2 separate regions of the Mus musculus genome follow, and region 2 is linked to region 1. The links are chromatin loops, found by intact Hi-C in ENCODE. Cell type or tissue: heart. All regions are shown on one strand. Each heading gives the region's core, and the rest is flanking DNA. Links, peaks and the distances in the headings are about the cores only. Region 1 holds the start of Gm25604 (a small nucleolar RNA gene). Region 2 holds the start of Clspn (claspin).

Evidence for each region. Peaks named below come from ENCODE experiments on the same cell type or tissue, not always from the same donor. Only the 100,000 strongest peaks of a DNase experiment are listed, where the experiment ranks them.
Region 2: a loop joins it to region 1, with 2.4 times the contacts of the local background. A loop is called at or near these places in 14 of 42 quality-filtered maps.

Annotation. Positions count from the first base shown.
Region 1 is chr4:126,848,956-126,864,725 of GRCm38, forward strand. AU040320 (expressed sequence AU040320) reads left to right here. Exons shown (of 21, transcript NM_133886.2): 21 at 4,211-5,381. The coding sequence ends at 4,398. It overlaps Gm25604 (a small nucleolar RNA gene), which reads right to left and starts at 12,157; the gene lies at 12,025-12,157. It overlaps Zmym4 (zinc finger, MYM-type 4), which reads right to left. Exons shown (of 30, transcript NM_001114399.2): 30 at 12,864-15,362. The coding sequence ends at 15,155. In heart, for the core only: no CTCF peak of the experiment used is centred there; no DNase peak of the experiment used is centred there.
Region 2 is chr4:126,546,213-126,561,982 of GRCm38, forward strand. Clspn (claspin) reads left to right here and starts at 10,768. Exons shown (of 26, transcript NM_175554.4): 1 at 10,768-10,925; 2 at 12,996-13,104; 3 at 13,707-14,140; 4 at 15,546-15,707. The coding sequence starts at 10,902. Mir7119 (microRNA 7119) reads left to right here and starts at 13,648; the gene lies at 13,648-13,706. In heart, for the core only: CTCF peaks have their summits at 7,674 (motif pointing right), 8,501 (motif pointing right) and 10,714; a DNase peak (open chromatin) is centred at 10,739; H3K4me3 peaks cover 1,739 bases; H3K27ac peaks cover 1,339 bases; H3K27me3 peaks cover 188 bases.

The DNA of each region.
Region 1 (15,770 bases), core at 4,526-12,525:
TATAACTCCATGCTCCTTCGCCTGCTCCGTTACTTCTAGTTCAGTGGCCCTGTGGTCAATGTCAGCGGCTTCCCTGCAGAGACCTGATCAGAACTCTCTCCTCTGGCCTTCCTTCCCCCACCCATCGCTCTCTGTCTCAGGGCATCCACTTTCCTGCTGCCTGCAGGGTTAAAGCCATCCTACGGTTTTGTATTTAGGGAGGCTGTGGGGAAGACAGGCCCGAGACCCTCTGCCCTCAGAGGAGGACAAGCAGCCAGGCTCTGCACCTCCTCAGCTCCACTGTGAGCACTGGGCCTGAGGTGAGCCCAAGCTATACTCCTCCCCAAGAACAACCCTGTGTGCACCCAGCTTCTGCCAGGTCAGAGGGAGGCCTCAGCACTTTACCCTGTCCATGTTTCCTTCCTAATGCTCCCCCCCCCCCTTGTTGCCAGGCCTCTGTGAGCTGTTGTGGCTTTTTGCTTTCAGGGAGCATCCTTCTTGTTCATCTCCAATCTTTTCAGATCAGGTTCTGCTGCTTCATGTCCAGAGCGTTGTTCCTCATCCCTGTTTAGTGTCTCAGAGTCATGCTTACAGCTGTATAGAGTGATAAAGAGTGCACATAAAGGCCTGAGATGCTCAGCAGGAAAAGAAAGGCACTTGCCACCGAGTCTCACAACCTCGGTTCAGTTACCTTGGTTTTGTTTTGATCTTTTTTTGTCCCCCCACCTCCCCAGAGCTAAGGACCTGAGGACTGAACCCAGGGCCTTGTGCTTGCTAGGCAAGCGCTCTACCACTGAGCTAAATCCCCCACCCTGACAGCCAGAGTTCAAGCTTCAGAACTACATAGCGAAAGCATCTCTGTCTCTCTGTCTCTGTCTGTCTGTCTCTCTCTCTGTCTCTGTCTCTCTCTCTCTCTCTCTCTCACACACACACACACACACACACACACACACACACACACACACACACACAGAGCAGAGAAGGAGGGAGGCGTGAGAGTTTGAAAAATTACAGGAGAAACAAGCCATGCAGGCTAAACGCAGCAGGTAATTCCAGCATTGCAGACACAGGTAATGTAGTGCAGCCCCACTGCTGGGAGGGCATTGGGGACAGGGACAGAAGCTATTATGTGCCAGGCAGTGATCAGAGGGAGTGAGCCAGGCTGCATGGGTAAGCAGGTCTTCGCTGAGGTTCCCTCTAAGAGCAGTGGGTACTTTAAGGGCCCAGCATCTGTCTGGGTGATCCTACACTGTGGTGCTTGGAAACAAAAGTTCAGTGGGCCTGGTGACAGCATAGAGCAGGCAGGAAGTTCAGTGGGCCTGGTGACAGCATAGAGCAGGCAGGAAGTTCAGTGGGCCTGGTGACAGCATAGAGCAGGCAGGAAGTTCAGTGGGCCTGGTGACAGCATAGAGCAGGCAGGAAGTTCAGTGGGCCTGGTGACAGCATAGAGCAGGCAGGAAGTTCAGTGGATCTGGTGACAGCATAGAGCAGGCAGGAAGGGAGAAGTGTTCTCTAGTAGTCTAAGGGCATGGTGACAATGTGCAGAGGAGCAGACAAGGTCAAGGCTGATTCGTATCTAGCTGCTGACAGAATCAGGGCAGCTATTACCAAGGCTGTTCAGCGAGAGAAGAATTAAATTGAACCCTGCAGAACGGTCAGTACTGAAAGATGAGACTCTACGATCCTCTCGGCATGACGGATCTCAGCCCTAAAGACAGGACTGGGTGCCCAGGGTGGGCTGAAGAGGAGGAAAGGTCCTGCAGGGTGGCATCATCATAAAAGAGTCACAACTCATGATGACTCCAGAGATGCTAGCAGCTGCCTCTAGAGCTGGTGGACTGCTGATCCCTGTAGGGTCGTGGTGAGGAGACATATGCCCTACAGATTTCAAAGTCTTGAAAATTGAGTTACAAAGATAACCTGAGAAGCTGGACAGGGGCCAGGACTCCCGACCAGACTGCATGCAGAGGCAGGGCCTGGGGGCGGGGGAGGCCTCTGAGGGGTGGGGAGCTGTGGAGATGCTGCTTCTGAGGCAGAGGAGGGAAGGGTAAGGCTACACTAGGCAGGGCCAGAACCCAGAGTGAGTCTAACAGAGGCCGGCTCTCCTTCTGTTCTTCCTTTATAGAAGGTTGAACCAAATGAAATGACTGACTTTTTACCATCCACTAAAGTAGAATTTCTCTGTAGCTTAAACTTATTCCGCCAGAAAATTGTAAACGCAGCATGTGGAGTCCTTATAAGCGAGCACACCTAAGATCAGCCCCTGTCCCCTGTGCTGCTTTCCAGTTAGTGCCCAAGTTAATAGTTTCTTGTCCTTGTGTGCAAATGGTACATGTTCTAGGCTGCTCTCACCCACATTCCTTACAACAGTTCCTCTGCACACAGGCAGGTACTGTTTATTGACCAGCCACACTGCTCAGTCTGATCCTGTGCTGGACACACACGGCATCTCTGCCAGGTGCAGATGGAGCGAATGATTGAGCTCCAGTGGGTGCATCTAGTCTTCACTGACAGTGTCCCCTCCTTTGAAGTACATGGAGGAGCTGTGGCAGTCAGGTGCAGGGTATGAGATGGGGCTGTGCATCCAGGGAGGGATCTCCTTAAAGGCCCTTGTCATGTGGGGAAGAGAGGAACCTGCATGTGGGCACTAGGAAGAGAAAGCTCTTGAAGTCTCCAGGGGAGGGCTTTGGGGAGAGGGCCAGCATCTACAGGAAAAGTGGGCCTTTCCCTGGCATCCCACTGGCCACTGTTCCCACACACTGGACAGCCCCGTGTTGCCAGTGCCCAGGCTCTGAAGCTCTGCCATACTGGTGCCCAGGCTTGGATGAACTCTACTCCTGCGATGCACAGAACTAAGCCATGGTCCACTGCATAGCCACATAGCACATGGATGAGGGCCGTAGCAGGGCGTGGTCCTTGAGTGTAGGTGCTCAGGGTCTGGATACTCAGCCTTGGAGACTTGTAAGCTGTCGGGCGGGCCATCAATCCTCATAAGATGCTGTTGGTGTTTAGGAGAGTGAGGAATGGCAAGGCTGTAGACTGCCTGACAGAAGCACAACTCCTCTGACATCGCACTGTTAACAGGTAGGGAGCTAGTTCCTGTAGTCAGGCAGTGCCAGCGTCCAGAGCACTGCTAGAATGAGTGCCTCATCAGCTCTCCCCACATCAACCATCTCTCTGTAGAATGGAGAGTTTATCCCCGGGGTCTCTGCAGTGAGGGAAAGGCTGGGAAGGTGAATGCCAAGGCCTTTAGTCTCAGACAGCTTTTTGGATTTTTTTTTTTTTAAGATATTTTTTTTTTTCCTAAATGGTGGCGCACACCTTTAATCCCAGGACTAGGGAGGCAGAGGCAGTTAGACCTCTGGGTTCCAGGACAGCTTGGTCTACAGAGTGAGTTCCAGGACAGCAAGGACTACACAGAGAAACCCTGTTTCAAAAAACAAAGATTCGTTTTTATCTATGTGTAATTGTGCACACGGCCATAGAGTCGAGACGTTGGCTCCTTGGGAGCTGTACTTATGGGAGTCACAGATGCTGTGAATGCTGGAAATGAAAACCCAGGCCCTCTGAAAGGAGTAGCAACTGCTGCTTTTAACTGCTGAGCAATCTCTTCAGCCCTCGGTGCTCATCAGAACACGGATCGTGTGTTCTGATAAAATGGCTGTTTGGGGTTGTCTCTGAATGAGAGTCCCAGTCAGTCAGGCACTCCCACTGTTGCTTTTCTTTTCTTCTTTTTTTCCTTTTTTCTTTTTGGTTTCTCGAGACAGGGTTTCTCTGTGTAGCCCTGGCTGTCCTGGAACTCACTTTGTAGACCAGGCTGGCCTCGAACTCAGAAATCCGCCTGCCTCTGCCTTCCTAGTACTGGGATTAAAGGTGTGCACCACCGCCGCCGGGCCCACTGTTGCTTTTCAATTTGTGTTTGTTTGTTTTTCAAGACAGGTCTCAGTATGTAGCTCTAGGTCTCAGGACATGCGTATTCTCTGAAAGGGAACAGAACACAGCTGGGTGACCCCAACCAAAGCTATGGGCATAGCAGGAGAGTCCAGGTCTAACCTTCAGGCTTGGCTTCCTGTGGACTTGTTCTAGCCAGGCTAGGCCCTCCTTCCACCCTCCCTTCCAGCAGAGAGGGACCCCCTGGCCTTTCCTGTCTCCTCTCCAGGAAGTGATGAGGATGGGCTGTGACTCGGGCCTGGCAAGGCGCTACCTAACACGGGGGTTGTCTTTCTGGCAGGCAGCAAACAGAAAGGCCCCACGCTGAGCAGCAGCCTGATGCATTCTGAATCGGAGCTGGACAGCGACGATGCCATCTTCACATGGCCAGACCGGGAGAAGGGCAAACTACTGTATGGTCAGAATGGCTCTGTGCCAAACGGGCAAACACCTTTGAAGTCCAGGAGCGCACGGGAGGAGATCTTGTAGCCCCCTGATCTGTCTCAACAGTCTGGGCCTCAGTGCTAGGGGCCAGAGCACCTCTAGGCTGATTCCTCACCTTTTGGGTCTGAGGGCAGCTGCTCTCCCAGCATGTGCTGGCCACTCCATCCCAAAAGCCCCCATCAGAACTGCTGGTACTTGAATCCTCAGATACTTTATAGGAGCCCTTGAATGAAGCTGTGAATGGAGAGGTTTTCTCTATAAACCTATGTGGTAGCCCCCCCCCCGGCCCCCCAAATGTCCTCATCTCAGGGCCTCACTTTCTGCACACACCTCCCTGCCTGAGAGCAGACACAAACAGGCCCATAGCCTCTCCTCTGCTGTTAGAGCAATGCAGCTGGGCCCAGAACACCCATGATGAGGTTCACTGCGTCTACCCTGCACCTCGCACAGAACCAAGAGCCACCAGCCTCCTGATGGCAGGGGCCTAGCCCTGGGCATATTCATTTGTTTGCTTCTCTGGGACAGTATGCCCTGCCTTCCCTGGGCCAAAAGAAATCCGTGCTGTCACTGATGCTGGCGATGATGCAGAGCTGTCGCTGCCCTCAGCTCCTGCTGGCTTGTTTATCAGGGATATGGGAGCTGCGGGCATGACAGCCACATTCTCCCAGAAGAGACAGCCACAGATAGACTGGAACTCTCTGGCATGTGAGTGCATATGTGTGACTGCCCCACTGTGGGACCTGCCACATCCCTCCATCCATGTCTTTTCTGTGTCCTTTGCACGTGTGAGTGCTCGAGTGTATGTGCCCATTCCTCATAGGTCTCTTGGCTGCTCTCAAGGTTAATTTTAACTTGGAGACTTTCAGCTCCTTGAAAGACTATTAATCCCTCCAGCCTGATGACCAGTTCTCAGCTGTGGTGTGGCAGCTGAGGAATTGGGTTTCGGGGAGAGTGACTTTTTAAAAAGGACTTAATTTCTACTACTGCACTATCTGTTGTGAGATAATTAAACATGCTATTTAATTGTGTGCCTGGCTATGAGGTTGTGCTATTTCATGCTACATGTGTGACCTGTGTTGCAGGGCCCTCCACTGGTGTAGATCCCAAAGCCTGCAGCATATTGGCTGGTGGTGTAGGGCCCCAGTCTGCCATGGTAAGTGGGGTGCTGGCTGGCCATCGATGCTCTTTGATTTTGACCTTTTATTATACAAAAATGACTTCTGTCTGCCTGGGACCTTACAGCATTTGTTCCGAGGGACACAGAGTATCCTAAGGTCCAGAATATCTTAAAAAGCATTGTTTGTTCCTTTTTGGGTTCCCAGCATTTCAAGAACACCAACATGAATGTCATATCCCAGTCCTACCAGGGGCTGGAATGCACATCTGTGTGTCACAAGAGGCAGTGACCCTAGCCAGTAGCAGCTTCAAACAATTATTAGCAGGGCCAAAGCACAGGAAGCCAGCAGCTAACAGCCAGGTGAGTGTGAACGGAGAGTGAACATTTACTTACCACTCCCATGTAGACCCTGCCAACAAATGGTCCTTCCTGTGTGGATCTGAAGGACTGGCCATGAAGAGGTAATCATGGTTATGTAGATCATCTTATAGAATGCTCATAACTTTATGTTGTAAATATTGAGAAGACCCTTAAAATGTCTGGACAAAAATCTTAACCTCTAAACCAGCCAGATTATTTGAACCAACCAATCAGAAAGCAGGAATAGAAACAGGTATAGTGGTATATGCCTGTAACCCCAGCATTCAGAGGGCTGAGGTAGGACTGCCATGAGTCTGAGGGCAAACTAGGGTGCACAGAGAGACCTTGTTTCAAAACATATGAACTAGAAAAAAATGGCTGGCTGAGCATTAGGAACACTTGCTGTCCTTGCAGAGGATAGCAGTTCAGATCCCAGCAGCCCACTGGGTGGCTAAGACTAACTCCACGGGGGAATCTTTTGGTACACACACAAACATACACACACACACTTTTTTTTTTTTTTAAATAATGCTTCCATAAATGTGTTGGCTAGATCATTTGGCCTGACCATGGTTGTATTCCCATAGGCTGTCTTGAGTTTTTTTTTTTTTTAATATTTATTTATTTATTTATTTATTTATTTATTTATTTATTTATTTATTTAATGTAAGTACACTGTAGCTGTCTTCAGACACTCCAGAAGAGGGAATCAGATTTCATTACGGATGGTTTTGAGCCACCATGTGGTTGTTGGGATTTGAACTCAGGACCTTTGGAAGAGCAGTCGGCGCTCTTAACCACTGAGCCATCTCACCAGCCCACACCTTTTAAAACAAACAAATGAACGAACACATGGGCTGGAGAGATGGCTCAGCTGTTAAGAGCACTGACTGCTTTCCTAGAGGTCCTGAGTTCAAGTCGCAGCAAACACATGGTGGCTCACAACCATCTGTAAAGGGATCTGATGCCCTCTTCTGATTGGTGTTATCTGGAGACAGCTTCAGTGTACTCACATACATAAAATAATTCTTTGAGGGGGAAAAAAAAACAAACATGAAATGGGGTGGAAGAACAGTTATAAAAACTACAGGAGTGTTGGGAAGCATGGATTCACCACAATCAGTCATGGCAGCTCAGCACCCATGAGGATGAAACAGAATTGCTAAGTATGAATAAGGCTAGCTCAGACTATATAGTGAGTTCTGAGGCTGCCTTTAAAGTGAGGTTCCAGCATACATGCCTGATCCCCCACCCCCAATACCACCATTTATAATGGTAAATTCTACAGGAGACACAATGGTTGAAAATATAAAAATGTAAGAAACAATTCTGTTTCCTATGAAGATAATAAAATCACTACCAGTTCCTTTCTCCAAAGGAGGTACTACCAAAAAACAAAAACCCAAAAGAATAAAGGTATCCCCAAATATTTTGACAATTCCAGAGAGCAACAGTAGTGGTCTTCCAGCAGACCTCCAAGGTGGGGCCAACCTATCCAGCTACTACCACTAGTGGGGTGGACTGGAAGAAGCCAAGGCTGCTGAGGAAGGAAGCTGTAGGGGTGGGGTGGGGCGTCTGCAATGTCTACAACTCCCCCTAGAGCTGCTGCTTCCCAAGAACCCATCTCACAACAGTTTCTGAAAGGCGGCAACAGCAGCTGAGAGATGCCTTCCACTTTGACCTCACCCTTAAGCTACTGACAAGTGCAGTGCACAGGGCCTGGCTTTTGTCTTTTTCCAAAAAATGACCAGAAGACAGCTGAGAGGATGGCAGCTCCCTCAAACGCCATAAATCTGACAGCAAGTGAACACACCATCCGTACCACCACCTTAAGGCAAAAGGGGCAGGAGAGATGGCTCAGAGGTTAAAAAGAACTGGCTGTTCAATTCCTAGCACCCACATGGGAGCTCACACCTGACTATAACTCCTGTTCCAGGAGATCAAACACCTTCACACCAATGCACATAAAAAATAAAATAAAATTTTTTAAAACAATTTTTTTTTTAAATTACCCTCACCAACAGTGGCTAGAACACAAAAAGCCCTATGCTTGATACAGGGGCACGGTGGCACAAACCCATTTAAGCAATGCGTTAAGGGTTGGAGAGATGGCTCAGCGGTTAAGAGCACTGAGAGCTCTTCCGAAGATCCTGAGTTCAAATCCCAGCAACCACATGGTGGCTCACAACCATCTGTAATGAGATCTGACTCCCTCTTCTGGGGTGTCTGAAGACAGCTACAGTGTACTTACATATAATAAGTAAATAAGTCTTAAAAAAAAAAAAGCAATGGATTAAAAGTTCAAAGGTCATCCTTAGCTGCTTACATCATCAAGGCTAGCTCTGAAGGATGGGAGTGGGGATTCCTTTTGGAGAAATGGTCAAAAAGAACAACAGTGAAGGCAGTGTTAGTTTGTAGAAGGAAGCACCCATGTTTGAAAGTGACTTCTATTGAGCGGCACACAAAGTGACGAATCAGAGAGCGATTTGATAGAGTAGGATATGCCCAAGAGAAGAGGGAGGAAAAAGAGGTTGAGAGTGCAGACAGGAAGAAAAAAAAAAAAAAAGAAAAGACAGAGGAGGAAGAGGACAGTTTTTCCAGGACTGGTATTCAAAAGTTCAGAGACTGGTTGCAGAGAAAGAACAAGCTAAATATAGGTAAAGACAGAAAGAGCCAGAGAATGACGAGCCGGAAGATTAGAACAGATTGCCATAGTTTGAGGCCAAGCAGAGCAATTCGGTTAGAATCCAAGAGAGAAGCTAGATTGAGTCAGTAAGCCTGGAAAGGAGTTTGGGCCAGAACAGCCGAGTTGATTCTGCCAGTGATCAGAAAGAAGAAAGGGTGAGCTTATTGAGCAGTAAGTCACAGGAACTGAAAAGATTTTAGGTCTAGATTAGACTGTACCAAGGCTTAGACGCTTCCAGGACTAGGCCTATGTTAGCGGATAGAGGCAGTAAGCCTCTGAGACAACAGGAGAATGAAGGTGCTTTTACAGCTGTGATGGGTGGTGGTGGGGTATCTCTAACCACTACTGCTTAACCTGGAATCTCATCATGCTCATTAGGTAAGTACAGCATATAGCACCGTGGGAGGGGGTAGCTAGTTTCAACTGGAAGTTTCTGCAGGTGAACAGTCTCAGGCTATAAACATCTAGTAGGAAGAAGCTACAGTGGTCTTTGCTCACAATTGAAATTCCTGAGAAATGTTTTACCCTAGCTCTTAAGCCCGGCCATACAGGTTAATGGCTTTGCTACTGGTCTTGGAGTCCTTGACAGGCCACACGCATGTGGGTTGTATTCACTTAGGACTCCCTCTACTTCCCATACCACCACTCCACACACTGTTTTTTTTATTAGATATTTTCATTTACATTTCAAATGCTATCCCCAAAGCCCCTATACCCTTCCCCTGCCCTGCTCTCCAACCCACCCACTCCCGTTTCCTGGCCCTGGCATTCCCCTGTACTGGGGCATATGATCTTCACAAGAACAAGGGCCTCTCTTCCCAATGATGGCCAACTAGACCATCCTCTGCTACATATGCAACTAGAGACACAGCTCTGGGGGGTACTGGTTAGTTCATATTATTGTTCCTCCTATAGGGCTGCAACAACCCTTTAGCTCCTTGGGTACTTCACCTACATTAATAAAAAATATAAATGGAAGAAAACTTGCTACTCCCCCCCCAAAAAAAAAGGTAAAAGAAAAAGAAAGGCAAAAAAGTCCCCCAAAGCATAGTATGTGCAAGTTTGAATAAGAAGAATGCTACCCATAGGTTTATGTATTTAAATACTTGTCCAAAGTTAGAATTATTTTGGATAGACTATGATTATATCACTGGAGACAGACTCTGAGGTCTCAACAGCTCACAGAAGTCTCAGTGTCTCTCTCTGCCTCCTGCTTGTGGGCCAGATGTGAGCACAGAGTTACTGTGCCAAGTCATGCCGAACACTAACTCTGACATGCAGAAATGATCTGCAGATTACCACATTCTGCAAGATCTACAATGTTGAATATAAGGATTCACGGGCATTTGAAACCTTAGTATATATCAAGCAATTTATGTACATTATAAATTTAAAAATTGAGGGTCAGGGAGATGTCATAGTAGGTAAAGGTCCTTGTGGCCAAACCCAAAGACATGAGTTCTATCCTGAAACACACCATGTGGTGGATTGAAGTGACTCTACTCAGTTATCCTGTCCCTCAGATATGCATCAAAATATAGGCATACATAAATACATACATACCACACCCATACATACATACCACACTCATAAATACATATATATAACAACACCCACCCACCCATACCCTTGGTTGCCTGTGAAATAACTTTGGGGTAAAGGTGCTTGCTGACCACAGAACACACTTGCTATCAGTGGTTCTTTGATTACCACATTCATCGCTGTTGCATGTGTAATGTACATACACAATGTTAATAGAAAGGGCTGATAAAATAAAGGTGCTTGCCACCAAGCCCAACAAGCAGGGTTGTCTCAGAACTCCATGGTATGGAAGGAGAAGCAATTCAAACCAGATGTCCTCTGACTGCCAAACCACACTGTGGCAAGTGTGTGCGCACATGAAATGGGTACAGTTTTTCAAAAGAGATTTCAAAGTTTTTATTGGTTCTTTGTGAATGTCACATCATGTACCCCAATCCCACTCACCTCCCCATCCCCTCATACCTGCCCTCCACCCTTACAAGCACCCCTGTAACAAAGAAAAAAAAACCGTTGCTGGGAGCTGTAGTGTCAGTGTGTCCCACAGTATACCCTTTTATCCACACTTTTGCTTGCAAATGTTTATGGGTCTGGTACAAGGCCCCGATGGCTTCTGTTACTTTGTTGATACAGAACCTCACAGGGACTCCTCTCAGATATGGATATCCTGTTGTTGCCCTGTTTCATAGAGCGCTGGTAGTTTTGGATCTATGGAACCGGCCCCTTCATGGACTCATTGGTGGGGTAGATGATGGGGTGAGACAACAGAAAGCCCTAAATCTGAGATGTATCAGAGATGGGCAGCTCTCCTGCTTTCAAGTCCTTTGGGCTGGCAGCAGCCCCCCAAAACCAGGGCCAGCACTACCCCGCTGCCCAGGTGAGTTACAAGGCCTGCTCTCCTCCCGCGTGCTACAGCTGGTGAGGGATATGGCCAATTTTGCCACTCATAATCCTGTCTATCACAGAGGGAGAGGAAGAGAGTCCCTCTCTCATCAGCGCCACTGTCCAGCAGACACCACCCTTGGGTCCAGCTCACCTTTATCCCCCACATCCAGGGACAGCTCTACCCTCAGGCAAGGTGAAGGGCCTGTTCTCCTGCTCTCACTATCCCAGCGCCAGCTCCCACTGGCCTAGGTGTCAAGGGCTGAGGGCGGGGGACACTGCTGCATGGCAGACAAGAGCTGTTCTCCACACTAAAGCCTTCCAGGCTAGCTCACCCACAACCCCCACATCTAGGGCCAGCTCTACGGTGCTGCCCAGGTGAGGTGCAGGGTCTGCTGTCCTGCGTGCTGCAGCCAGTGAGGAAGATAACGAGCTCTCCCAGGATGCCTAGGTAGGACCAGTTCCGCACAGCCCTCAGGCATCAATGTCCCTAGGCAGCGGCCCGCACCTGGGAGTCCATTGGCCTTTGGTAAAAACAGATCCCTGCTGCTGCAGGGCCACAGACCCAGACGTGACCCCACACAGGCTAGGACCCCACCATGGTTCCAGGTAGCATCACCAGCTACTCACACATCAGACTGTTCCCCACTACCCTGAGTCTCCAGTTCTGCCTCTCTTCATTGTGCCCACATCCTTCTGTCTGTCTCTCTGGCTCTCTCTTCCATTTCTACACTACTCACTTGCTCCTCTTAGTGGCTCCCAGGGTCTCCATGTGTCTGGGATCCTCTCAGGAGTGGTCTCAGGAATGGTACCTCCACTCATGCTTTATGGTGCCACAAGGCAGGAGTCATCTCAAGCGAGCTCCCTGTCAGGGCTCCATGGCACCAGCCTGGTGGTCGTTTCGGGCTTGCTCCTGTACCAGCCCACCCAAGTGGCCATCTGTCTTGAGCTCACTCCTGCCTGGGACCTGTGGTCCTAGGTGGGGTTCTTCTAGTCTTGGGCTTGGGGTTCTTTCTAGTCCTGGGAGTCCATCCAGGCCTGCCTGGCACCAGAGTGGTGGTCATCACAGGCTCACCTTTTCTCAGGGAATGTTAGGTACTAATCATTCAGAGACAGTCATGGGTCAGAACTCGGAGCAAAGACAGCCCCTCCCCTGCCACCTACTGACGCACATGGGAGACAGTAGCTCTGCCTACACTGCCGGGGTCTCAGGGGGCAAGAGAGATGAGTACGGGTTTAAGAGCCATCTTACATTTGAAAGCTACAATGTGCCATGCCTAACAACTAAGAAATTGTTACTGTTTCATTTCACAGAGGAGACAATTGAGCAGTTTCTCCCATTTACTTAGGGTTACATAGAGAGAGCAATCAGGAAGACCCCAGAGCCTGCAACTCTTCCAATGTTACAGTGCCTCACAATTAAAAAACACCTCAAGGACAGGACAAAGTATTGTGATGAACAGCAGAGGAAGGCGGGGCATTGGTACCTTACTATCTCCTCATCTTTCTGACAGACACTAGGAAGGACTTTTGTATTCATGTGGAAACTGGACCTCATTTACAGAAACATTTTACTTTCCATGTTTTGGGAAAAGAGTTTTATAAATGTAGGAATGTTATAGGGGAAACAAATAGTCCATGTAGAATTTGGTGGAATACCCAAGACACCTCTAACGACTAAGAACACGCACTCTTTAGTCCCACATCGTCAGCGAGACCCTCATACACCCTGCTAAGTCTCTGACATGGCAAACACTCTCAGCAACAGGACCTTGAAGAGGTCTGCCCAAAGGCTGTGTGCATGCCACCCGGCACGCTAGCTACTGGGACTTTTAATATGGTTAAAAGTTATCTAAAAATGGAAACAAGCCTTGACAGGAAGCAAGCAAGCCACAGGAAGACGGCAGTGAATAAAAACCAAGGAACTTTTCTGAAAGCTGCTTTCTTTTTTTTTGCAATTTTACATCTCTTGGATCATACCAATAAGATCAAATAAAAAAATATATTTAAAGTTTTTTAAAGCAACAAAGAAAAAGAACTCACCCATCAAATACAAATATACTATTTTATTCTAAGGGAATAGTTCTGTGGTGCCTGCAAAGAGAAAATCCAGAGACAGAGACCAAGGACGGGACAGGCCGAGCTCAGGTGCTAGTTGTTGGGTTTGTTCCTCACTCCCCCTAGAGGGAGGAAGGAGTAAGTATGGTTTTACACAATTTTAACAAAATAAAAAAAACAAATGATTTGACACAGCAAACAGCTACACTCAGGAGGAATGATTGATGATCAACCAGTTTTTAACATTAGTTTAGGGTCTGAAGCCCCTGCACTAACATGCAGCTGAAGCCCGATACAGTCGTTTATCTGGATAGTGGTTGTTCTCTTAAAAGATACATTTTTTTCTTTTTGGTATTTTATATCAATTTATATACTAAGCTAACAGTATTTGTTTTTCATACAACTCTAGATGGGAAATGTTAGTGTTCACACAAATCAGAACTGATACAGCAGGATGACACCTGGTGTTTTGGATGGTTTATTGGTGACTTATCAGACAGGCCAACTGCTTTCCCTCCGATCAATCAAGGTCTGGAAGGAAGAAGTTTCCCCGTCAGAAATGACAGCACAGATGGAGTTAATCATACAGACTGGGGCAGAATTACTTCTTTCACATAATTCTTAGTAACAAAAAGGATATTTGTTACAAGCAGAGGGACAGAACCACTAAGTACACAACGTCAAAGGCCCATTTTAAAGTTCTGATGTATTTAAGTGACCTTTATTTGTTTAAAACAAAACAACCAACTTGCTACTCCCACCTATAACATGGGACACACTGAAGTCTTAGGTGACAGTCTGGAGAAGCTTATGACTTCTCTCAGGTCTGCTGTAAGCTCAAGTTAACGTCAATTAAAGAAGCTCAGTAATTATCCAACATTATTAAAAGCTTGATTCAAAATTTGTAGGAAAGAAACTGAGAATGGAGATGAGGGAGACACCTGGTAATGTCACACACACCTGTGCCTTGCGCTTCCCATAGACCTGTGCGAGCTAGAGTCTGGAATACAGCAGCAGAAAGGTCGCATGGATGTGTGAGGTCAGTCACCTCAGACTCCAGCCCCACAATTCCTAACTTGCAAGTTCCCTGGGGCAATAAGGTCAACTTCCAAATGCTTTTACACAGGAACCTACTGCAATCTTCCCTACCGTAACTCGGACAGCTACATAATACTGTGTCTTTGTGGGATCGCCCACACATTTGTCAGAATTGTGGAGACAGATTATTCTTTTTGAAATGACAAGGGCCTCTAGAAGCTGGGACAAAGAACAAGCAGCATCATTTGGGACAGGAAAGTAAGACAGGGAAGAAAGGATGCCATGGGGAAAACTGGACACAAAGGGAGGCCCCACTTCTGTGCAGCCAGCTGAGGCCAGGAGACAGCAGCACCCAGAGAAGCGGGCATTTTAGTGGGCTTTCTATAAATACTTCAAGACACCAGGGTCTAATGAGCTCCACAGATTTTCTGTGTACATAGTTATTTTCTGAAATATCATCCTTTTTACCTTAAATCACCCACAGCTGAGAAGGCAAGACCCTAAATGAAAAGGGGCTCACTAACAGTAATGAAGGGCGTGTCCTCTGATGTGAGGGGCCTTCAGTTAAAAGACTAAAGGCTTCTATCCTTCACATAAGTAGGTTGGCAGTGAAAATCAATCCAGACCACTATCTTTTTTATAAAAACTTGAGTATTTTTATTGGATCTTCCAGGCTGAGTCTCCCTGTCCTCATCTGATGCCACTCTCAGCTGTGCAGTGACCTCTCCTGACTTTCATGGACAGCTTGCTCAAGTAGCCTACTGCAGCCAGGGTCTCACTGCAAAGCTACCCCTTCTAACTAAGGTTACTATGGTAGAATTTTATACAACAGTTTTCCTTAAAAATATTCCACAATTTCTTATTCCCAAAGAAAATAAGATTATGCACCACTCAGAAACTGGTTAGTCTTTCGAAGATGTCTATGACCACTCCTCTCCCTCCCAATCCACTCACCCTTCTCCCCTCAGGTTACATTTGCAGTCCACTACGGCTCAGAGCCACCGTTTTTCCCACCAAACAAGCAAGTCAAGAGGACTTGCATTTCAACATCTTTCCAACAGCTGAGTGCATCACAGCTTGGTGCATACCAGTGTGCATGAAAACGGGAGCTTTCCTTCATGTTAATCTGATAATTCAGCATCAGAGTCTTCAGATTTGGCTTTGGCAAGTTCTTCATGTACCTCCCTCACCATGAGAATGCGCGTCAACATGGTGTCCAGGGTTCCAGGGTCTATGGGGAATGTGGAGTACCACATGGGACTGTTAGGAACACAGGAGCGCTCCGGCTGAAGGTAGAACACATCACTCCTCTGCTTCACACTTTCAGAACTATCCACAGGAGGAAACAAGCAAAAGAGAGAAAACAAAGTTGAGATGGGAACACGGGAAATACACAGCATCCTTTCTTAGGTAACAGTTCTGAACTTCTTCCCATCCCGTCTCACGTTGTCAGTAACACCAGAACCACAGGCATAACATGCATGTTCCTCCCAGGGCGGCCCAGAACCGAGCTGAAAGTGGTAGACCGTGATAGATAAAGAAAGCCCAGCCGGGTGTGGGGCAGACACCTGTAGTTCTAATCCTTGGAAGGTGGGGATGAGGGCTGGGGAGTTCAAGGTCATTCTTGGCTACAAGTCAAGTTTGAGACCCAGCCTGGGAAACATGAAACCCTGCCTCGAAAGAAAGGAAGAAAGGAAGGGAGGGAAGGAGGGAGGGAGATAGGGAGGGAGGGAGGGA
Region 2 (15,770 bases), core at 5,298-13,297, 300 kb before region 1:
ACTATCCAGACATCTCCAGGAGTCAACTCAAGCTGTCCCTGTGCTGTCAAGGCTTGTGTGTCACATAGGACTTAATGTTGAACAATACGCAACTATATTAAGTCCTCAAAAATTAGGATGCACTTTGGACTGCATCCTTGTGGCGTGGGTAAAGGTTATTTAGGTCACAAATTTGCATGAGTTTCTTTTTGAGTCTTTCTCTCTGTGTGCATCTCTCCCTTCTTCCTCCCTTCTCTAAAGAACAAGCAAGCAAGATTTTACTGAGCAGAGTAGGGTCTCTGTAGTACAGAGGGGTCCCCAGAATATGTCACCCAATCCTAGTGTTTCTTACAAAGCTGATGCTAAGAATAACTGAAAACACTTTCATTGTAAAGCAGTACTATTCTAAGTACTTTGTGTGTGTGTGTGTGTGTGTGTGTGTGTGTATGGTAGGCGTGCACTCTACCAACTAAGCTACATCCCAGTCAGTCCCACTGGATTTTGTTTTCTTAGAACAGCATTTCACGTAGCCTGGGATGGCTTCAAAGTGGATATGAAGCTGAGCATGACCTTGAACTCCTGATTCTCCTGCCTCCATCTCCTGAGTGCTCAAACTACAGTGCACAGATTATGTGCCACCATACCCAGCTCTAAATACTTAATATCCATTTGTAAAATAAAGTAACTGCGTATTAACTACATAATCTTCAACGGGGCTATGATGTAGTTACTGCCATCATCTCTAGTTTGCTGCTAAAGAAATCAAAGCAGGGGCTGGTGAGATGGCTCAGTGTGTAAGAGCACCCAACTGCTCTTCCGAAGGTTCGGAGTTCAAATCCCAGCAACCACATGGTGGCTCACAACCATCTGTAACAAGATCTGACTCCTTCTTCTGGATTGTCTGAAGACAGCTACAGTGTACTTACATATAATAAATAAATGAATCTTTTAAAATATTTATATAAATAAATAAATAAATAAATAAATAAACTGCCCAAGTCGGGTGTGGTGGCACACGCCTTTAGTCCTAGCACTCGGGAGGCAGAGGCAGGCAGATTTCTGAGTTAGAGGCTAGCCTGGTCTACAGAGTGAGTTCCAGGACAGCCAGGGCTACACAGAGAAACCCTGTCTCGAAAAATAAAAAAAAACAAAAAAAAAAAACAAAAAAAAAAAAACCCAAGAAATCAAAGCAGGGACAGGGAAGATGACTTAGTTGGCAAAACACTTGCCTTACAGCATGAAGACATGGATTTGGATCGTAGCACATGCGTAAAAAGATAGATGCCATGGTGTATGCACTACATCCTAGCATTCAGGAGGCAGACACTGGAGGATCCCTGGGCTGGCTGGCCAGCTTGTCTAGCCAAACCAGAGAGCTCTGGGCTCAATAGGAGATCCTGACTGAAAAGATAAGGTGGAGAGTAATTGAGGACGAGACGGGATGATGACCTCTATTCTACACAGACACACACACACACACACACACACGCACACGCACACGCACACGCACGCACACACACACACACGAGATAGAGACAGAGACAGACATCAAAGCCCAAGCCTAACATGCATTTCCCTAAACAAAGGAAAGAAAAAAAATACTCAGATCCAAGAATCCAAGAAAATCCTAAACAAGATAATCATGTATGAAATCATACCTGGATATATTTTAGCCAAACTACTGAAAAATCAAAACCAGGTGGCTCAGTGTTTAAGAGCACTGGCTGCTCTTCCAGAGGACCTGGGTTCCCAGCACCCACATGGTAACTCACAACTATTTGTAACTCCAGTTCTAGGGAATCTGATGCCCTCTTCTGGCCTCTTCTGGCACCAGGAACACAAGTGGTGTACAGACATACATGCAGCCAAAATATTTACTCATGTATACAAAATAAAAAATTAAATAGTAATGATAACTGAAACTGGAGGCAGGGTGTGTCTGAGAATACAGTTCAGTGGTAGCATGGTTTGTCCAGTATGCATGAGGCCCTGGATCGGATCTTCAGTACTGCAGAAACAAAGCAGTTGAATCTGATGCTACACTACTGGGAAAGCTAGTTTTAACTCAGAATGAGGACTTAACATTGATCCAAAACAATAACCCAGGAGTTCTCTGAAAGCAGACACCATCTTATTTATCATCTCTACTCTCAGTATAAGTATGCATTGTTAAGAGGACTTTGCCATGAGAGAAGAGCATGGGAGCAAGTTTTCAATCAAGCATTTCTTGTAATGTTCAGTGACAGAGGAATGGCCAGACCCTACACTCATTTCAGCGTTCAGCTTTCACACTACCGTAGCATTGTACAGTGGTGGTGGTGGCTGGGGGAACTGGCATTAATTTTGTACTTGACACATACCAATCAGTGAGTTAGAGAACTTGATCTGTACCAACACATTATGATGACAACAATGATGATGATGATGACCATAACACGTGATGATGATGGTGTGTGTGTGCGCACACGTATGCATGCATGTTGAGCCCAAGAGAAGAGAGACAACTTCTCTTCAGTTGCATGGCTGAGTGGTAGAGCTGGCATCTGGATAAGGAAGTCGCTGATGCAGGTGCCTACCTTGTTCCAATGCACCATCTGCCCTTCTTGCTGCTTTTCCTGGGCCTATCACAGTGACATTTTCCTCTCTCATGTCCCTGGATCCAGTGTGTTCCTTCCTGACCCATTCTCCGGGCTGAAGCATATTCACCTTCATGAAACATTTTATTGTTTAACGTGACTCAACCTGACTTCTCTTTCATCAGATGGGTTTAATTTGGTTGGGCATTTAATGTCACTGAGAACCAACTTGTTATGTGAATGAAGCCATCTTCTGTTTCAAGTTGATTCAAACCAATCTGATCATTTTTAGCCTTATATGAATATATTATATTAATTTATTATCAGGCTGGATTTTATTGTTGCATAGGTGAAGGGCAGACATTACCTCAACATGGAGAGATAGGCCTTATGTTCCTCCATCTTACTACCGGTCATGTGTTACAGTGACATCAAATCTCAGACTGAAACTGACACAGATTCAAATACTTATTAACAATCAGGTAAAATCATTCATACAATTCATAAACTCAATAAAGTTTCAGCTCTTGGTCATTGTCTTAGGGTTTCATTGCTGTGAAGAGACACCATGACCAAAGCAACTCTTATAAAAGGCAAACATTTAATTGGGGCTGGCTTACAGTTTCAGAGGTTCAGTCCATTATCATCACGGTGGGAAGCATGGAAGCATGCAGGCAGGCATGGTGCTAGAGGAGCCAAAAGTTCTGTATCTTGATCCAAAGGCGGACAGAAGGAGACTCGCTTCAGCAGACAGCTAGGAAGAGGCTCTCTCCGCTGCACTGGGTGTAGCCTGAGCATAGGAGCCCTCAATGCCCACCTACACAGGGACACACTTCCTCCACCCAAAACACGCCTACTCCAACAAGGCCACGCCTCCTAATCCACTTCCCATGGGCTAAGCATACTCAAACCACCACAGGCATCTTATGTACTATATATCAAGAATCTTTCACGCAAGCCTTACTTTAGGTAAATAAGACATTGTGACAGGATTCATCAAATCCAGTCAGAAATAGCAAATGGAATTCTTGGCTGAAAGGGGTGCAAAAGCCTGAATAAAGAGCTAGTCTATCCATCTCTCTGAAGAATCTAATTCCTGGCTGGAGAGATGGCTCGGTGGTTAAGAGCACTGACTGCTCTTCCAGAGTTCCTGAGTTCAATTCCCAGCAACCACATGGTGGCTCACAACCATCTTTACTGGAATCTGATGCCCTCTTCTGGTGTGTGTCTGAAGATAGCTACAGTGTACTAGTATAAATAATAATAAATAAATTAATATTTAAAAAAAAGAATCTAATTCCTGGGCCCACTAGATTCTTCTCTCTAAACATTCAAGGGTGGGGACAGCTGTAAAAATCAATGCCTGGAACCAAATCACACAACTTCTTTCCACCCATTTCACTCAGGAAAAACCATGGCCAATGCTGAAACACATTTAAGGACCTTGTAGCAATGACTGGAGGGAACGATCTTATAGCAATTGCTACTGGAATGCAGGTTTATGATGGGAATTTCTCAAATACTTCTAACCACTCCTAGAGTGTAAAAGTATTTCTTTCCTTTTTTCTTTTCTTTCTTTTCTCTTTCTCCCTCTCTCCCTCCCTCTCTCCCTTCCTCCTTTCTTCTTCTTTCTCTCTTTCTCTCTTTCTCTCTTCCTTTCTCTCTCTCTCTCACTCTCTCTCTTTCTTTGAGACTAGGTCTCATAGAGCCCAGGCTGTTGAGTCCTCCCTCCAGCCTCTACTTCCCAGAGTCTGATTACAGGCATGCACCACCACAGGCATGCACCACCACAGGCATGCACCACCACACCTGGTTTTGTATGTTTCTAGGAATTGAATCTAGGGCTTTGCAAATTCTAGGCAAATATTTTGCCATGTCTGGAGTGTGTATTTCTTACTAAAATCTTCAAATGCTAAATATGGCTCTTGGAGTTTATATTAAAGATAGTTAACACACCTATATGTCAACTTTAATGTACATGAAAACACTATGATTTGCACATATACAAAATGTGTATAAATATGTTACATTTTATGTTGTGTATAATTTGTTAAACTATTTAAACAAATGCTAGAAATGGTAACACTTTCTTTGGAGTTCTGTTATGTGATAAGACAGGACAAGCTGATTCCTTCCTTCCTTCCTTCCTTCCTTCCTTCCTTCCTCCCTCCCTCCCTTCCTTCCTCCCTCCTTTCCTCCCTCCCTTCCTTCCTTTCATCTTTTTGTTTGTTTTGCTTATTCATCTGGAGACTCACTGAGTCTAGATGATCCAAATGCATCAACCTGGCCTTGTCCATCCAATGTTCCATAACCTACAGCTTTGTGTGCATATTCCATCCGCAAAGAAAGACAGCTTGGTTCTAGCAGACATTCAGGCTCCAATAACACTGCAGAGTGCTAGTGAGTTGGATTTAACCTTTCTGTCTCATTAGCTGTCTCCTTCCCCATCATAATCACCCACTCTTCCCACAGTCATTCCTTGAATAGTTCCTTGAACCTCTGGGTCCTTCCTACCTCCACGCCTTTGTTCATTCTACTTTCCCTGCCTAAATTATTCCTCTCCTCTTCCTCTTTACCTATTTGAACGTTTCTCACTGACATTTAACAAACTTGCCCCCCACCCACCCACCAAATGCCAACCACATGTGCATCATGATGACAGCCATGAGAAATCTCTTGATTTACTAGTTGATACTCTAGTAAAACCATCCTCTGGGCTGACGGTGGGCACAGCGCTAGTCTGTCCAGTACTATCTGTCCCTTGTCAGCTGTAACTTTCCTGATAGACTTTAGCTATCTCACATATCTGAAAGGGCTCAGACATTAATCAACCTATAAAGTAGGTGCTAAGATTGAACAGGATGTAGAAATGGACCAGCACTCCTCTTCCTTCTGTGGTAAAATCCTTTTCCTTAAGCATATATACCTAGATAAGTCTCCCTACATTGGCTAAGGCTTATATGATCAAGGTATACATATACATGATTAGCTATTATATACATAATATATGTGAATATGTGTAAAATATGTGACCTACATACATTATTTACATTTAAAAGCTATAGTTTATTTCTCTCTATCACTTTCACTCTCTCTCTCTCACTCTCTCTCTCTGCCCATGGAAGACAAAAAGAGGGTGTCATATCCCCTAAGACTGGAGTTAAAGGCAGTTATGTGCCACCTGATGTTCAAGCTGGGAACTGAGTCTGTTCTACAAGAGCAGCAAATGCTCTTAACTGCTAAGCTCTCTCTCAAGTCCAGGCTGATGTATATTGGTCAATCAAGTGCTAGGAATCCTAATGTCTCAATAATCTTTGTACTGAGATAAAACACCAGAGAAAACTCAATCCATCCAGGGCAGAGGAATTTCTGTTATACGGATTCGTGGTCAGGAAACCAGGGAAGAAATGGAGTAGTAAAGGCAGTGAGTGAGTAGGACATGAAAAGCTGCTGAGCTAAGGTTCTCTGTACTGCTAGGATAACAGATGTGTGCAGCATCCCGTGTCTGTGGCCTTGGCATGCCCGGCAGGCATTCTAGCGCCTGAGCTACATTCAAATCCTCCTTTGCTTTCTCTGTCCTTCTGTCCCCATTTTCCCTCCTCTCCTGGCCTCAGGCCCACAATCTTTCTTCACCTCCTGAGTGATGAGTAAAAATTTTTTTTTTCAAGACAGGGTTTCTCTGTATAGCCCTGGCTGTCCTAGATCTCAATCTGTAGACCAGGCTGGCCTCGAACTCAGATATCCGCCTGCCTCTGCCTCCCAAGTGCTGGGATTAAAGGCGTGTGCCACCACTGCCCGGCCAAGCAAATTTAAAAAAAAGGTTTATTTATTTATTTATTTTATTTATATGAGTATACTGTAGTTGTCTTCAGACACACCAGAAAAGGGCATCAGATCCCACTACAGATGGTTGTGAGCTACCACGTGGTTGCTGGGAATTGAACTCAGGACCTCAGGAAGAGCAGTCAGTGCTCTTAATTGCTGAGCCATCTCTTCAGCCTCTGATGAGTGAGTTTTTACTTAGTGACCTGTATTCCTAGTTTTGATGGGTAGTATCATGGTCTGTCACTGGAGTCACCTCTACTCTCACCCCTCAAAGCTAACCATCCAACCAGCACTATTAACTCTGCCTCTTTTTTCCAGTCCATCTCTCTTCCGCTGTTGCTATCATCAACCTAGTTCAAGTTCCGGAAATCTCCCAGAGACAACTGGTCTCTCTGCCCCCAGTCTAATCCCTTTTCCATTCACCTTTCACACACTGCTAGAGTAATCTTTCTCAGGCATATACATCTGATTACGTCACTCTCCTTAACCATTTCTACCCCGACTCCTCAACTGCCCCGTTTATTCTGTTTAAATTCTGAGTAGAACATTCCAGACATTTTGTTCCTCGTGTAACTATCGGCCTTCATTTTGGCCCCCCCTCCATCCCCACATCCATACCCCGTGCTCAAGTCACAGTGACCTACTTTCAGTTCCCCAAACACAACCTGCTTTATCAAGCCCCTGCACATACATGGAAGGCTTTCTGTGCCAGCCGGAGGCACTAATTCATCTTTGAAATTCAGTGAGTGAGTCATTTTCCCTGACTTGCCCCAGCCATCGTCTGTCGCCAGCTATGGTTGCTTCTCCCTCCAGCTCTCCACAGTCGCTTGCACACATTTACATATTGCATATACTTGCTTGCTTGCCTGTCTCCAACTGGCAGTAGGGGGTGGGGGGGTCTCTGAGAATAAGCTGGTTCTTATGTGTCTTTGCATGCTTCATGTCTATCATAGGCTTAAAACAGGTGCTATGGAAAGAGCAGGTGACTCTTTTATAAGTACTTTAGGTTGGACAAAGTTGAGGCATAGGAGCCTCTCTACACAGAAAATAACCCGTTTGGATGCTGACTCACCCTGGAGAAAGGTCCTGTTTTGTTTTGTTTTTGTTTTGTTTTTGTTTTGTTTTGTCTTTTTTTTGGGGATTTTTTTTTTGCCTTTTGTATGATTTTTGATCACTCATTCAACAATTAAACACCTATGTTTCAGGTCTCGCATGACTTTTTTTTTAAAATTAATTTATTTTAGGCATATGAGTACACAGTTGCTGTCTTCAGACATACCAGAAGGGGGCATCCAATCCCATTACAGATGGTTGTGAGCAACCATGTGGTTGCTGGGAATTGAACTCAGAACCTCTGGAAGAACAGTCAGTGCTCTTAACCACTGTGCCATCTCTCCAGCTGTTTCTTTTTTTTTCCTTCTCTTTCTTCCCTTCTCTTTCTTTCCTTCTTTCTTTCCTTCTTTTTCTTTCCTTCTCTTTCTTTCCTTTCCCTTTCTTTCTTTCTTTCTTTCTTTCTCCTTTCTTTCTTTCTTTCTTTCTTTCTCTTTCTTTTTTCTTTCCTTCTTTCCTTCTTTCTTCCTTTCTCTTTTTCTTTTCTCTTCCTTTCTTTCTTTTTCTTTTCTTTTTTAAGAATTAGGAGGAGGTATTGTGTTAAAAAAGAGAACCAGATGTGTCCTGAAGGAAGGATATTCTGTAAAAGCTTTAAAGCTGTTTGAAATTAAATTATGAAAAAAAAAGTTTGAAGTTCAGTGCTTGGTGATATAAGTATTCCATTCTACTACCAAAGACAAGTTTGATTAAATAACTCTTCGAACAATCTTACAGAGATTCTCCTTTTCAACTACATCCCAAGCCTTCTTTACATGGCTTCAGATAAGAAGAGTAGGGTATCGGGATGCTGAAAAGATGGCTTAGAGGCTAAGAGCACTTGCTGCTCTCACCTCTGCCTAGTGATTTACAGTCCCTTTAACTCCAGCTTCAGAGGATTCTAGTCCCAGACTCCACATGCTAGAAGGAGAATACACGTTGTTATCAGTCCTCCACATGGGCCAGGGCCTTCCCTCCACCAAAAAAAAAAAAAAAAAAAAGTAGAATAACATTACTGAAACTTACCACTGGGTGGCAGTGTTTCTCCATAAATAAGGTGTCACAGGCCTTTGGATTAAATCAGTTCATAAATTCTACAGAATTATAGTAAAGCTATAGTAACATGATTGACTCTTTTTCGAAAAGAAAAGAAATATAGAGACATATCAGGGAGGGAGAGCATTTATTTAGCATGGATGAGGGCACCGGCTTTGATTCTCAGCACAAAACCAAGAGTCAAAAATAGCATTGTAGGCATCTCTTCAAGCTTTTCTTACTCTTTAGCTCGATTTTGTTCATTTCCGTGGAACAAATAATAACAGAACACTTGAGAATGGCACGAATGTGTTAAGTTCCATTTTTCTCATGTACTTGTAATCTCGGCATATTTATTTATTTATTTATTTATTTATTTATGTGTGTGTGTGTGTGTGTGTGTATGTGAGAGAGAGAGAGAGAGAGAGAGAGAGAGACATATGCTAGTGCTGCATACGACATATGTGTGGAGATCAGAGGATAACTTTGAGGAGTCTCTCCTTCCCGTCCACTGTGGGTTCTAGGGACAGAACTCGCCTAGGCTCTAGGGTGGTTGAGGCCTCTGCTGTAAGCACCTTCACCTGCTGATCCATCTTGCTGGCCTAGAACTGATTTGTGTATACTGATTCTGTGTGCTATGTCAAGATCCAAAGTGCCTAATTTTAGAAGTACAGGCTAACAGATGAAAGTCATTTTTATTCATTTTGGTGTTTATGGGTATTTTGCTTGAATGTATGTCTGTGCTCCACATCCATGCCTGTTGCCCATGGAGACCAGAAAAGGGTATCAGGGCTCCTGGAACTGGAGTTATGAATAGTTTTGAGCTGCCATGTTGGTGATAGGAGTTGAACCAGGGTCCTCTGGAAAAGCAACCAGTGATCTTAACCTCTGAACTGTCGTTCCAGCCCTCAGAAATAATTCTTTAGACAGAAGTGTAATTTGGGGCAACAGAACAGGAGAAGGGAGATTTTGGAGGATGCTCTCGGTGAGCCTGGAAATCATAAAGAGCAGGTGACAGTGGACGCGAGACGATCACATTACTTCCCTTACACGCTTCCTCCAAAGATTAAGAGAATGATGATTATAAAATTCTGCCCATTGTTTGTCACAAACTGTATGGCCAATAAAAGTCAGTCCTCCAAATGCTGGAGGAAGTGCTACAGATAGATGCATATTTGTGAATCATTGATGTATACGGTCATAGTAAAATAGCCTTTTTTTTTTTAAAAAGGGGGTAAAATATGAGGATGGGACTCTTTTTTGTATTTTTTGGAAGCCTGGAGATTATACCAGGGAGGGCCTCATGCAAACTAACTAAGCAAGAGCTCTACTACTGAGCTGCATCCCCAGCTCAAGACCCTTAGGGGTGTAGAAGTGGGCGGAGATGTGGAGAAATGGAGTTGTTTTTTATCTGAATGTGTATTCAGATAAAGGGGAGACCAGTGTCAGAGGTGACTGTCATCCCTCGTATCCTCTGAGGAGATTCTAGGGATGTGAGGTTTTCCGTGCTAAACCTGGGAAAGTCCTAAGCAAACTGGACAGAGTTGGTCACCATACCAGAATAGGTGAAGGGGGGTGGGGGGAGTTAGAGAGGAGGGGGGTTTGGGTGGGATGGAGGATAATAAATACTCAGATCTTTCTTTCCCTGTGCCAGCTGGTCTCTTTATAATAACTTTGTAAGGAGTTTTAACACTGGCTTGACCATTCAGAAGACAAAAGACAAGTCAGCTGGGACAATACAGTCCAGAAAGGACATTCTTGCCTGCCTATAGAACATGGGGAAGAAAGGACAGAGAATCGACCCGAAGAGGTAAAAACATTAACTCTGCAGGTTAGGATTGCTCCAGGGATGAACTGATGGAGAAAGCCTCCACTGGGGTCTAAGGTTCCCTCAGCAAAAAATTCAGGTGTGGGACACTCCCAGAATCCTGGGAACTTCTTCCCAGTTCACTTCCTGCATTGAAATTTCTCTCCTCTAATTGCATACGGTACGACCCATCGAACGAAGACATAGGTCAAAAGTCCAAGAACATCATTCGCAAGATACCTTCTTTCTAAGCCATAGCGCGGGATCTCTTCGCTCCCCGAGAACCCCCAGACACCCCAAAGCCACTCCTAGATCTGTTTGACAAGAGCAGCCGCAACCCGCCAAACCAACGCAAATTACATTTGCCGGGCAGGCAGGAGGCGCCTCCTGATTGGCAGGGCGATAGGGGTGGGGCCTCGGAGGGAAACCCTCCCTCGGATTGGTGCAAACCCTCAAGGTTGAGCGTTGTACCGCGTCTGGGCGCGAAAGCTCGAACTTCGCTGCCGAGCTGGAGACGGCGGGAGCTGTCGCCGTCAAGTTGAGGTTACTGCAGACACGTTCTCCTGGAGCTGTGCGGAAGGGAGGCCGGAATCATGACCGGCGAGGTGGGTTCTGAGGTGAGTTTAGGCTCTGGTCCGGGCTGTGGAGGCCTTTCGCTGAGGGCCGAGTGGGACAGTCAACCCAGCAGGGCCAGAGCGCCGAGCCGGGAGGACTACAATTCCCGGCGTGCACCGCTCCGAGACCACTGGACTGAGTCTGGGGGCCTCTGGAGGGTCTCCATCTGGCTTCCCGCGCTCAGTCCCCACAGCTTCTGGTTCGGCGGCGCGCGCTGTTGTCCGCCCAGCCGGGTCCTCAGCTTGTCACTGCAGCCCGCCTTGCTCTTTGGCGCGTTTCCTGCCGCGCAAGCTCCCTTTACAGCATCCCCACAAAAAAAAAAAAAAAAAAAAAAAAAAAAAAGGCCTTGGCCAGCCTGGCCTGGAAGTTGTGGGGTGGGAGTCTCTGTAAGCACAGGGTGAGGGGTATAAGCAGTTGGAACTCTGGTTCTGGAAGGAACTTGTAAGGGTGTCGCGCGTGGGCCCACAGTCTTTGCCTACAGTGGCCTGGCTCACAGCGTCCTTCCAGTAGCTGGTGACTCACTAGTGGAATTTGGCCATAGAAAACCTTTTCCGTGATCTGTGTTCTTTTCTGGAGCCAGGACTAGGGCCAAATAGTTGCCTTAAGAACAGATTTAATGGGGGTACCAGAAAAACCTAATCACCAAAGGAAAGCCTTTTTGTTGTTGTTGTTGTTGTTGTTGTTTTTTTTTTTTTTTTTTTTTTGAGACAGGGTTTCTCTGTGTAGCCCTGGCCGCCCTGGAACTCACTCTGTAGACCAGGCTGGTCTCGAACTCAGAAATCCTCCTGCCTCTGCCGAGTGCTGGGATTAAAGGCGTGCGCCCCCACGCCTGGCTATGAAAGCCTTATTTTGACATGAAGTTTTCACGATTAGATATTGAACAAAATAACAGACTTTAATCAAGATCTCGTTGTGCACCAACCTGTCTTTTTGCCTCACTAGGATTTTTTTAAAAAGCCTTAATTTAAATAACATTATTTTCAAAAGGTGGCTGACTTCATAAGCCACACTTTTGCTGACTCTTACTAGAAAGAGAGAAAGAAAGAAAGAAAGAAAGAAAGAAAACAAACATAAAAGTAGGAGACAAAGACAGGGAGGCAAAGTTAGAAGAATGGTATGTGAGCACAATTATGACATGAGTGAGTGTGTGTGTGTGTGTGTGTGACTATCACAGTGGGATCTGAAGGATGGCTCATAAATAAAGACATTTGTTTTGAAGCCTGACAGCGTGACTTCTATCCCCAGGACTCACCTAGTAGAAGAGATTAGATTTTTGCAAGTTGTCCTCTGTCTTCCTTCGGTGCTCTATAGCACACCACTCCCTCTCTAAATGTGCCTACACACACATGCAAAATAATGAAAAGGGGGGCTAGAGTGGTGGCTCATCTGGTAAGAGCACTTGCTGCTCCTCCAGAGGACCTGGATTTGGTTCCTGTCACCCACAACCATCTGTAATTCCAGTTCCAGAGAATCCAGTGTCCTCTTCTGACTTTCATGAGTATCAGGTTTGCACTCAGTGCCCTTACATACATACAGGGAAAATACTCCTACACATAAACAAAGTAAATCTTTTTAAAAAAAAATTTAAAAGGGACTGGAGAGATGGCTCAGTGGTTAAGAGCCCTTGCTGTTCTTGCAGAGAATCCTAGTTCAATTCCCAGTGTCCACATCATGACTGTAACTACGGCTCTAGGGTGTCTCATGAACATTTTGACCTCTACAGGCACTTCATGAATATGGTGCACAGACATATATGCAGATGAAACACTTATAAAATTAATACATCTTCTTTTCAATTGAAAAAACCCGAAAAACCAAGCGAATCTGATTTGTGCAATCGATGTGTTTAATAAAAGTAAATGGAGCTGTTCAGTTAGTATCCTGTAGCAATTAGTCTCGGTTTGTGTGTGTTTGGTTTTGGTTTTGGTCTGTGACTTTAAATGTCATCTGTGTGTTACACTGTCCCGTTTTGGTTCTTCCCAGTTGCAGCTGATGTCCCCACACTGTGTGTCCCCATATATACTCAGCTCTGTCTCCTCCTTGTTAATGCTAGGTTTATTCTCATTCTCTAGGTTAACCTGGAAGTCAACGATCTAAAACTTCTTTCACAAGAAGCAGCAGACAGTCCTGTAGACAGTGGACAGGGCAGCTTTGAAACACTCGAGCCCTTGAGTGAAAGAGGTTTGTAATATATGTTATGTTAATTTTAGGAATAGAATGTGGGGTCCTGGGTTGTGAGTGATTTCAGTTAATCTCATTATTTTCTTGACTTATCGAATTAAATTGTTAGTGCCCCAACTTTATTATTTATTTTCTTTATAATAAATAAAAAAATAGCAGTGCTTACATATATTTTTAAAGAACATCCATTCCTGTTATATAACAGGAATAAGTAATATGTTATTTTTTTATTTTTTATTTTTTTTTAGTTAAAAATAGATAAAATGTCTAATAGTTACTTCATTGCCTGGCTAAATGCATTCACTATAGAACAGGATTTCTAACACCTGCCAGGATGATTAGAACAACTCTACACATTATAAATGTATAAATGTATATAATTACATTTCTTAGCAAGAGAGGTTTTGCCACAGAAATTTCTTTTAAATATATTTTTAGATATGCTTTGCTTCAATGAGTTCTTACTGGCAGTTGTGTAATCCCATAAGGTGATATATCACATGTGTAATTAAATATGTTTTTAAGTAGCTTTGAAGAAGGACAAAGGACTGGGGGATTGGGTGCCTTCTTTTTAAAAAAAGAAAAAACACCGTTTCCTCCAGATTCTGATGAAGAGATTTTTGTGAGCAAGAAACCTAAGAGCAGGAAAGTGTTACAAGACAGCGATTCTGAGGCTGAGGACAGAGACGATGCTCCGGAGAAACCCACCTACGACGACAGCGCAGAGGACACTCAGGAGAACTTACATTCAGGGAAGAGTCAGAGCAGAAGCTTTCCCAAAGCCCTGGCTGACAGTGATGAGAGTGACATGGAGGAAACTCCGAGTCAGGAGAGTCCTGAGACTCAAGAGGCTCCTTCCTTGGAGCCAGGCCACCAGACAGGACACTCTGTGGACTTCACCACCGGCAGAAAGCTCTCCAAAACACTCCTCAGAGAAGGAGCTGAGGGAAAAGCAAAATCCAAGAGACGGCTGGAGAAAGAGGAGAGAACAATGGAGAAAATCAGGAGACTAAAAAAGAAGGAAACAAGATGTGAGGTATGCTGAAATTTTCTGACCTTTGTAACTGTTGTTATTGTTATTTTTGATCAGGGTCTCACCATGGAGCCTTCACTGTCCTGGAACTCACTCTGTAGACCAGGTTGGCCTCGAACTCACAGAGACTTGCCTGCTTCTGCCTCCCAAGTGCTAAGATTAAAGGTGTGTGCCACCATTGCCCGGCTGTTTCTTTCTTTCTTTTTATTTTTTATGACACAATTTCTTTTTTTTTTTAAATGGGTGAACAATATACCCTTGAGTATGGATGAATATTTTATGTATCTGCTTGTTGAGGTACATTCTAAAAACTAATTAGGTTTTGTTTTTTAGGTAGGTTGATATTTTAGAAACATAGATTTTAATTCCTGATAATCATTTCTGCACACAAAATATAGCTTTAAATTAACCTCTTTGCATAAAGAGTGATGGTTATGTAATTTGCAATTATTGATCTTCTTTGCCATTGTAGATGCATTAAGGACATTTCCAAATAAATGGGGTATTGTTTTCTTGGTGTGTTCTTGTAGTAATTCTTCATTACTGTTCCTCTGATGAAGTTGACCTTTGAGAGGAGAATTTTTAATGACACATGTATCAATCAAAAGTTTACTTGTTAACTAGAAAATTATCCTCAAATTTTATCTATTAAAAGTTTACTTGCCGGGCAGTGGTGGCACATGCCTTTAATCCCAGCACTTGGGAGGCAGAAGCAGGCAGATCTCTGTGAGTCTGAGGCTAGCCTGGTTTACAGAGTGAGTTCCAGAACAGCCAGGGCTACCCAAGAGAAACCCTGTCTCGAAAAAACTTAAAAAAAAAAAAAAAAAAAAAAAAAAAAGGTTATTTAAGCAGGGCAGTGGTGGCGCATGCCTTTAATCCCAGTACTTGGGAGGCAGAGGCGGGCGGATTTCTGAGTTCGAGGCCAGTCTGGTCTACAAAGTGAGTTCCAGGACAGCCAGGGCTACACAGAGAAATCCTGCCTCAAAAAAAAAAAAATGATTACTTATTTTATGAGTACACTCTTGCTGTCTTCAGACACACCAGAAGAGGGCATCAGACCCCATTATAGATGTTGTGAGCCACCATGTGGTTGGTGGGAATTGAACTCAGGACCTCTGGAAAAGCAGTCAGTGCTCTTAACCACTGAGCCATCTCTCCAGCCCATCCTCAAATTTTATAAAGTAATTAATCGTTCCATACGTATTTAGTTGATTTTCCAAGACATATTTACTGTTTGCTAAGTAAATATTGGGTAGTTATATAAAAACCACAGCTTGAGTTTCAAAGGGTAAGTGTAAGTTAGGAGCCAGTGAGAATGTTCCAGATGAGAGACAGTTAAATTACCATATGCTGCTGTGAGATGCTAGGCTTCAAAGTGATTTGATGGTGCATTCTCTTTATTGTCTAGGAAAGTGATGCAGACCGGCCGCTTAATGACAGTGGCTGTCTCCTTGAAGATAGTGATCTTTTTGAGACAGGTTTGGAGGAAGAAAATGACTCTGCACTGGAGGATGAAGAGTCGTTAGAGTCAATAAGGGCGGCTGTAAAAAACAAGGTGAAAAATCGCAAGGCAAGTCAAGAGCCAGCCCAGCCCAGCCACTGTGTCAGTCTCTGTCTCACGGTTGCATTTATT